Regions from separate parts of the Homo sapiens genome. Here region 2 is linked to region 1. The links are chromatin contacts, found by Hi-C or POLR2A ChIA-PET in ENCODE. All regions are on one chromosome and are shown on one strand. Each heading gives the region's core, a stretch centred on a gene start or an enhancer-like site at or near the end of the contact. The rest is flanking DNA. Distances are from core to core; before and after follow the strand shown.

Region 1 (4,478 bases), core at 1,979-4,478:
GACAGTAAGGAGAAGACAACATGGTGCCAGCCAAGTAAAGACCCCATTTGCATAATAAAAGATCAGGGTGGGTGGCCAGCTTCCTCGCGCTCTACGTAAATGTCACACTGGGTCCAACCAATCTTTGGGCCCTATGTAAATCAGACACCGCCCCCTCAAGCCAGTCTAAAATCTGTTGCACTTTGCTGCGGGCCAGAAGTCCCACTCAGGAGGCCCTCTCTCTTGCAAGACACAGAGAGCTAGTCTCCTTTCTCTTTCTTTTGCCTATTAAACCTCTGCTCTTAAACTCACTCCTTGTGTGTGTCTGTGTCCTTGATTTCCTTAGCATGAGGCAACGAACCTCAGGCATTATTACCCCCAGACAATGACACTGCTTCAGAGAGACTCATGGACCTGTGCACAAGACGGATACAATTATGGTCCCTCCCAGGGGTATTTGCCTTTCAGAAGGAAAAACAAAATTCCCAAGTCAAAGAAATTACTCTGTAACTTCGAAATCTCAAGAATGAAGGATTGGAAGGGAGAACTTTTTTTTTTTTTTTTTGAGATGGAGTTTTGCTCTTGTTGCCTAGGCTGGAGTGCAATGGCGCAATCTCGGCTCACCGCAACCTCTGCCTCCCTGGTTCAAGCAATTCTCCTCTCCTGCCTCAGCCTCCTGAGTAGCTGGGATTACAGGCATGTGCCAACACACCCAGCTAATTTTGTATTTTTAGTAGAGATGGGGTTTCTCCATGTTGGTCAGGCTGGTCTTGAACTCCTGACCTCAAGTGATCCTGGGCCTCTCAAAGTGCTGGGATAACAGGCATGAGCCACCGCAACCTGGCCGATAACTTATTTATTTATTTTTTTTTTTTTGAGACGGAGTTTCACTCTGTTGCCCAGGCTGGAGTACAGTGGCATGAATTTGGCTCACTGCAACCTCCATGTCTCCTGGATTCAAGCGATTCTCCTGCCTCAGCCTCCTAAGTAGCTGGGATTACAAGTGCTCGCCACCACACCCAGCTAATTTTTTGTATTTTTAGCAGAGATGGGGTTTCGCCAAGTTGGCCAGACTGTTCTCGAACTCCTGACCTCAGGTGATCCACCCGCCTCAGCCTCCCAAAGTGCTGGGATTACAGGCGTGAGCCACCACGCCCGGCCTGGAAAGGAGAACTTTTGATGGGAATAAGTGACCCTCTCAGCTGCACACGTCCCTGGAAATTCCAGATCTCGCAGGTCTCCTTGCTCCTCCTTCAGAACACACTTCGCCAGGCTGTTGTAGTATTTGCTTACCACTATAACTGTGCAAACTGGCCCCAAGAAACTCCAGATGAACCCTGTCTCTGTATTCAGCCAGCAGCTGTGGAGAGAAATAGGAGGAGTCAGCGCTTGTCTCAGAGTCCTGACCTTACAGTTAACCCTGTCCCAACAAATGCCCTAGTGGAGGAGAACACTGGGAGGTGAGACTCAGATGATGCTCAGGATGGTCCCGGTTGCAGTTCAGTTTCCTTTAGATCACTGCGCTTCCTCTTTTAGACCTTCTTCCTGGGCAAATGTACCTGAAATGTTTACCTAGTGCCCAAGGTTGAGCTCATTTCCCAATTCACAACTTTGTAATCCTGTTTCCCTCTATGCAGAACTCTCCACTGGTACACCTTATCATTCAAATCTCAGCTCAGGCCGGGCGTGGGGTCTCACGCCTGTAATCCCAGCTACTTGGGAGGCTGAGATAGGAGAATCGCTTGAACCCAGGAGGTGGAGGTTGCAGTGAGCTGAGATCACGCCACCGCACTCCAGCCTGGGTGACAAGAGCAAAACTCTGTCTCAAGATAAATAAATAACAAATAAATAAATAAATAAATAAATCTCAGCTCAAATGTCACCTCCTCTGAGAAGCCACTCCTGACTATCCTTAGATAGGGCAACCTGTCTCTGCTCCTGGTATCCATCTAGCAGAGCTCACTGCATTTTTAAAACAGCAGCTATCACTATCGTAAGTTACCTTGTTTAATTGCTTGTGTAACTGCAAACTGTCTTCCACTACTAGACTATGAGTTTCATGAGAATTTGGGCCTTAGGTGTTTGTTCATCTCTGAATACTCAGCACTCAGAGCACAGCCTAGCATAGACAAGATATTTCATAAAATTGTTTATTCGAAGAAAGGAAGGAAAGAAGGAAAGAAGGGAGGGAGGAAGGGAGGAAGAGAGGGAGGGAGGGAAGGGAAGGAAGGCAAGGAAGGAAGGGAGGGAGGGAGGGAGGAAGGAAGGAGGGAGGGAAGAGGGGAGGGAGGAAGAAGGGAGGAGGGAGGGAGGGAGAGTGGGAGGGAGGAAGAAAGGATTGGCTCCTTTTATTATGTCTCTAGTGTACATTAGCTGCTTTTACAACACAACAACCATTCCGTCATGTTCAATAACAGCACCCCAATATTCCCCCCACTTTTTTCTGAGATGAAGTCTCGCTCTTGTCCCCCAGGCTGGAGTGCAATGATGCCATCTCATCTCACTGCAGCCTCCGCCTCCCGGGTTCAGGTGATTCTTCTGCTTCGGCCTCCCGAGTAGCTGGGATTACAGGTGCACACCACCATGCAGAAGTATTCCTTTCCCACTTTCACCCCCACCACCCCCCATGTCATACACGCAAGAAAAGGAAAATAATCAAGTTAGGTAAACCAGATGTTCTCTTCCTGGAACATAAACCTCAAATAGTAGTGATCCTGGATTTGTGCAGTGCACAACCCATGCTGCTGTACATGGTGGTCCTGAAACCAATAGTACATAATAGAAGAGCTCGATAAATGGTAGCCACAACTACTGCTACTGTTGTTACTCTTCTTGTTGCTCATGTCATTATCACCATAAGCCCTGGCAGCAGGGTCTTCAGGAAGAGAGAGGATGTCACTCACCGATTATGCATTCCATAGCCCTGTGGCTGCACACTGGCAGAGATCACCACCACCAGCATCGGCAGCCCATAACCAAAGGCACAGATGTGCAGCATCTTGATGTTGCGAGAGCTGAAGTAATTCACCACCTTCAGGTTTCTGACCATCAAGAACAGTATCACAGCCTCCACCAGCATCCAGAAGAAGCAGGCAAGGAAAAGGTAGTGCAGGAAGCCCGCGATGATGGCGCAGCCCATCTGGAGGGGAGAAGCATGCGCATCAGAATCCTCCACCCCAGAGAGAAATCGAAAGGAAGAAAGGAAGAGAGAGACTCCTCGGCTGGAAATTCCCCAAACCTAGCTCACTCATTCATCTCACAAACATTTATAGAGAGGTGCAGTGGTTCTTGACCACAGGGAGGAGCACTTCTTGGTAAGGAGACCCATGGTCCTGGTTTGTCTGGACCTAAGATTTCCCAAGACGCATGACTTTCAGTTCTAAAACAGGAAGAGTTTTAGGAAAACTGATTGTCGATCACCCTACTTTAGGGAATGGTTGAAAACAGGCGGGTTCAGCAAACTAGACCCCATAGGCTGGCTGCCTGCCTTGTAAATAAAGTTTTACTGGCTGGGTGTGGTGGCTCATGCTTGTAATCCCAGCACTTTGGAAGGCTGAGGCAGGCAGATCGCTCAAGCCCAGGAGTTTGAGACCAGACTGGGCAACATGATGAAACCCCCCTCTCTATACAAAAATACAAAAATTAGCCAGACATGGTGGCACAGGCCTGTGGTCCCAGGTACTTGGGAGGCAAACGTGGGAGGATCGCTTGAGCCTGGTAGGCTATAAGGAGCTGTGATTCGGCCACTGCACTCTAGCCTGGGTGACATAGCAAGACCCTGTCTCAAAAAAACTAAAAAAATTAAAAATTTAAAAAAAGAAAAGAAAAATAAAGGGAAGTAGAGATTCTAAACTGTAGCATTATCGACATCTGTAACATTATTGCAGAGTCATTCTCTGCCGTGGAGGGCTGCCTTGGGCACGACAAGATACTTAGCAGTATCCCTAACCTTTACCCACCAGAGAGCAGTAGCACGCTGCTCCAGTTGTGACAAGGAAAAATGTCCCCAGACATTGCCAAGTCTCCCCTGGGGACAAAAAGCACCCAGGGAGAGAACCTCTGGTTTAGAAAGTAACAGGAGGGGCCGTGCGTGATGGCTGAAGCCTATAATCCCAGCACTTTGGGAGACCAAGGCGGGTGGATCACCTGAGGTCAGGAGTTCAGGACTAGCCTGGCCAAAATGGTGAAACCCCGTCTCTACTAAAAATACAAAAAAATTAGCCGGGCATAGTGTCTCATGCCTGTATTCCCAGCTTCTCAGGAGGCTGAGGCAGGAGAATTGCTTGAACCAAGAGGCAGGGGTTGCAGTGAGCCAAGATCGTGCCATTGCACTCCAGCCTGGGCAACAAGAGCGAAACTCAGTATCAAAAACAAACAAACAAACAAACAAAAACAAGTAATAGGAGGAACCACTATAATTCATAACACGATCAGGGACATAAGTTTAAACTGAGAGCTGTCACAAGGAGTCAAGCAGGTAAGAAGCTGGGAAGTGAGTG
Region 2 (4,478 bases), core at 1,261-3,760, 410 kb before region 1:
GTTTCTCTCTTGTTGCTCAGGCTGGGATGCAATGGCGCAATCTCTGCTCACTGCAACCTCCACCTCCTGGGTTCACGCGATTCCCCTGCCTCAGCCTCCCAAGTAGCTAGGATTACAGGCACCTGCCACCATGCCCAGCTAATTTTGTATTTTCAGTAGAGACAGGGTTTCACCATGTTGGCCAGGCTGGTCTCAAACTTCTGATGTCAGGTGATCCACCCACCTCGGCCTCCCAAAGTGCTGGGATTACGGGCGTGAGCCACCGCCCCTGGCCCTTGTTAACCATTTCTAAGTGCACAGTTCAGTGGCATTAAATGCATTCGCATTGTTGTGCAATCATCTCCAGCACTTTCTCATCTCCAAACTGAAACTCTGTCCCCATGAAACCCTCGCTCCCCATCTCCCTCCCCAGCCCCTGGCACCCACCATTCTGCTTTCTGTCTCTGTCAATCTAGTGACGGTAGGGACCTCCTATAAGTGGAATCACACAGGATTTGTCCTACTGTGCCTGGTTTCTTTCACCCAGCGTAATGTCTTTAAGGTCCATCCATGTCAGCAGGTGTCAGAATTTCCTTCTTTTTGCATCTGAATCATATTCCATTGGTGGATAATTGGGTTATTTCTATCTTTTGGTAATTGTGAATCATGCTGCTAAGAACATGGGTGTATAGGCTGGGCGTGGTGGCTCACGCCTGTAATCCCAGCACTTTGGGAGGCCAAGGCGGGTGGATCACGAGGTCAAGAGATCGAGACCATTCTGGCCAACATGGTGAAACCCCGTCTCTACTAAAAGTACAAAAATTAGCTGGGCGTGGTGGCGCTCGCCTGTAGTCCCAGCTACTTGGGAGGCTAAGGCAGGAGAATTGCTTGAACCCGGGAGGCGGAGGTTGCAGTGAGCCGAGATCGCGCCACTGCACTCCAGCCTGGGCGACAGAGCGAGACTCCATCTCAAAAAAAAAAAAAAAAGAACATGGGTGTATAAACATTTGTTTTGAGTCCCTGCTTTCAACATTTGGGTATGTACCGCTGGAGAGATTTTTTTTCCTTCCTTCCTTCCTTCCTTCCTTCCTTCCTTCTTCTTTTGTGGTGTTGTTTGTTTGTTTCTGAGACAGAGTCTCACTGTGTTTCCCAGGCTGGAGTGCAGTGGCGTGATCTCGGCTCACTGCACTGCAACCTCCGCATCCCGGGTTCAAGCGATTCTCCTGCCTCAGCCGCCCGAATAGCTGGGGATTATAGGCATGTGCCACCACACCTGGATAATTTTTGTATATTTAGTAGAAACAGAGTTTCACCATGTTGGCCAGACTGACCTCAAACTCCTGGCCTCAAGTGATCCACCTGCCTCGGCCTCCCAAAGTGCTGAGATTGCAGATGTGAGCCATCACGTCCAGCAGAATATATGCAATAGAACACAGGTCAGCAAAGTATAACCTTTAGGCCAAGTTTAACCCAATGCTTACTTTTGTAAATAAAGTTTTTATTCTTGTTTTCTGAGAGACAGGGTCTCATTCTGTCACCCAGGCTGGAGTACAGTGGTGTGATCATAGCTCACTGCAGCCTCGACTTCCCAAGCTCAAGCCAGCCTCCCTCCTCATCCTCTGGAGTAGCTGCGACCACAGGCATACAACACCGCGCCTTGCTATTTTATTTTATTTTTGTCCTTTTGAGACAGAGTCTTACCCTATTGCCCAGTCTGGAGTGCAATGGCGCAGTCTTGGCTCATTGCAACCTCCGGCTCCTGGGTTCAAGAGATTCTCCTGCCTCAGCCTCCCAAGTAGCTGGGATTACAGGCATGTACCACAATACGTGGCTAATTTTTTTTTTTTTTTGTATTTTTAGTGGAGATGGGGTTTCACCATGTTGGTCAGGCTGGTTTTGAACTCTTGACCTCAGGTGATCCACCCACCTCGGCTTCCCAAAGTGCTGGGATTACAGGCATGAGTCACCCTGCCCGGCCTTATTTTATTTTTTGTAGAGACAGGGTCTCGCTATATTGCTCAGGCTGATCTCAAACTCCTGGGCTCAAGTGATCCTCCCACCTCGGCCTCCCAAAATGCTGGAATTACAGGCATCAGCCGCCCCTGGAGGGTTTTAAGCAGGGGCCTGTGAACCTATTTTGCTTTCAGCTTTAAAAGATGCCTTGGCCAGGTGCGGTGGCTCATGCCTGTAATCCTAGCACTCTGGGAGGCCGAGGCAGGCGGATCGTGAGGTCAGGAGTTCAAGGCCAGCCTGGCCAATATGGTGAAACCCCGTCTCTATTAAAAATCCAAAAATTAGCCGGGCATGGTAGCACACGCCTGTAGTCTCAGCTACTCGGGAGACTGAGGCAGGAGAATCGCTTGAACCTGGGAGCCAGAGATAGCAGTGAGCCAAGATCGTACCACTGCAATCCAGCCTAGTGACTCCATCTCAAACAACAACAACAAAAAGCCTTTTTCTTCCAGCCTTAGCTGCTATCATGGAGATGGCCACGTGGGGGCAGCACTTCCCCATGGCTTCTCCTCTGGCCAGAAAGACCACAGAAAGCAAAACAGGAAAAAAAACCGACCCTTGTGGAAAGCCGGAAGGCTTACAGGGGCCAGGCAGCAGCCTGAGTTAGTGAGGGCCATGGGGTGTGAGACACGGGTTTGCCCTTCCTTCTACCACGCTTATTTTTTTCTTGGAGTAGTCTCACTGTGTTGGCCAGGCTGGTCTCAAACTCCTGGCCTCAAGTGATCCTTCCTCCTCGGCCTCCCAAAGTGCCGGGATTACAAATGTGAGTCACCACACCTGGCCTTTTCTCCCACTTTTGACAGAGACGTGGCAGAGTGAAATATTCCTGTGCTGCAGAAAACAACATAATTTCAGTTGGGTTAAAGATGAAATGTGAACAATAAACCAATACAGATCATAGAAGGAATTTACAAGGCTATTTTTACAATTGAGGGTTGAAAACATGCTTTTTTTGAAATTGTTGTGTGTGTGTTTTAACTAAGACAGAAAACCCAGAAGCTATGAATGAAACCACAGAAATACTTAATACATAAAAATCTATATAAACGTGGCCGGGTGCAGTGGCTGATGCCTGTAATCCCAGCACTTGGGGAGGCTGAGGCAGGTGGATCACTTGAGGCCAGGAGTTAGAGACCAGCCTGGCCAACATGCAGAAACCTTGTCTCTACTAAAAATACAAAAATTAACTGGGTGTGGTGGTGGGCACCTATAATTGCAGCTACTCGGAAGGCTGAGGCAGGAGAATCACTTGAACCCTGGTGGCAGAGGTTTCAGTGAGCTGAGATCTCACCACCACACTCCAGCCTGGGTGACAGAACAAGACCCTGTCTCAAAAACAAAACAGAACAAAACAAAACGAAACAAACAAAAAACTATATAAACATCTGTTAAAAATCTTATAATAAAAATAAATATAACTAACAGAATAATTTTATAAATTATCAGGGAAGTATATACAAAAGCAATAAAGAAAGATGAATTGGTTGCCTGAGAAGGGTTGGTACCTTTATATGCAAAGAGATTTCACACATTGATAAGAAAAAAACACAACAGAAATAGAAAATTAAGAATTTGGGGCCGGGCTTGGTGGCTCATGCCTGTAATCCCAGCACTTTGGGAGGCTGAGGCAGGTGGATCAGTTGAGGTCAGGAGTTCGAGACCAGACTGGCCAACATGGTGAAAATTAGCTGGGCAGGTGGTGGGCACCTACAGACCCAGCTACTTGGGAGGCTGAGGCAGGAGAATCGCTTGAACCTGGGAGGCAGAGGTTGCGTCAGTGAGCTGAGATCGCGCCATTGCACTCCAGCCTGGGCAACAGAGGGAGACTCTGTCTCAAAAAAAAAAAAAGAAGAAGAAAAAGCAAGAAAAGAAAAAAAGAGAAAGAAAGGGTGTGAACAGGCATGTCTCAGAAAAGCACAGACGGGAGCCAAAGAATGATGAAAATATAGTTCCCAGAAGCCCAGAGAGTGCGAATTTCAGGGAGCTGTTCACTTCATATCTAAGAGTGCGGCAATAGCAACCACCAAAAGGAATGTATCTGATTATCATCTTACTGTAGTTGAAATTATATTGGAAATTAGAACATGTATTTATGAAATTCTACAGTCTTAATTTGTCTACATGATTTCTAATATTTTCTTTTTTCTTTTCTTTTCTTTCTTCTTTTTTTTGGGGGGGTCGGGGGACAGGGTCTCCCTCTGTCACCCAGGCTGGAGTGCAATGGCACAATTTCAGCCCACGGTAACCTCAACCTCTCAGGGGCTTAAGCGATCTTCCCACCTTAGCCTCCTGAGTAGCTGGACAACAGGTGGCCACCTCAAGTGGCATTTCTTTTTCTTTCTTTCTTTTTTATTTTTCTTTGAGAGGGAGTCTCTGTCTCCCAGCAGTGGCACAATCTCGGCTCACTGCAACCTCTGCCTCCCAGATTCAAGCGATTCTCCTGCCTCAGCCTCCCGAGTAGCTGGGACTACAAGTGCGTGCCACCA

Evidence for each region. A loop is a pair of places that touch in the nucleus more often than their neighbours do. ChIA-PET counts read pairs that join two places held with the same protein, here RNA polymerase II (POLR2A). Pooled maps may share reads with other maps.
Region 2: a loop to region 1 is called in a pooled map, with 4 times the contacts of the local background. The contact joins two enhancer-like sites. A Hi-C loop is called at or near these places in 1 of 168 maps with a recorded cell type or tissue (breast epithelium) and 2 of 50 pooled maps. POLR2A ChIA-PET finds 5 or more read pairs at or near these places in 3 of 52 experiments (CD8-positive, alpha-beta memory T cell, GM12878 and naive thymus-derived CD4-positive, alpha-beta T cell).

Annotation. Positions count from the first base shown.
Region 1 is chr19:6,925,006-6,929,483 of GRCh38, reverse strand. It overlaps ADGRE1 (adhesion G protein-coupled receptor E1), which reads right to left. Exons shown (of 21, transcript NM_001974.5): 16 at 2,883-3,118; 17 at 1,273-1,339. The region is part of intron 1 of LOC105372256 (a long non-coding RNA gene); the gene reads left to right. Among named protein-coding and RNA genes, the nearest start is that of ADGRE1, 40 kb to the right of the region's middle. RefSeq lists an enhancer at 2,960-3,199. Within about 2 kb of position 3,228, at least 2 of the 41 ENCODE cell types and tissues checked have a DNase peak (open chromatin) inside an H3K27ac peak, as active enhancers do.
Region 2 is chr19:7,339,268-7,343,745 of GRCh38, reverse strand. No RefSeq gene overlaps it. Among named protein-coding and RNA genes, the nearest start is that of ARHGEF18, 7.4 kb to the left of the region's middle. RefSeq lists enhancers at 2,335-2,404, 2,465-2,574. Within about 2 kb of position 2,510, at least 9 of the 41 ENCODE cell types and tissues checked have a DNase peak (open chromatin) inside an H3K27ac peak, as active enhancers do.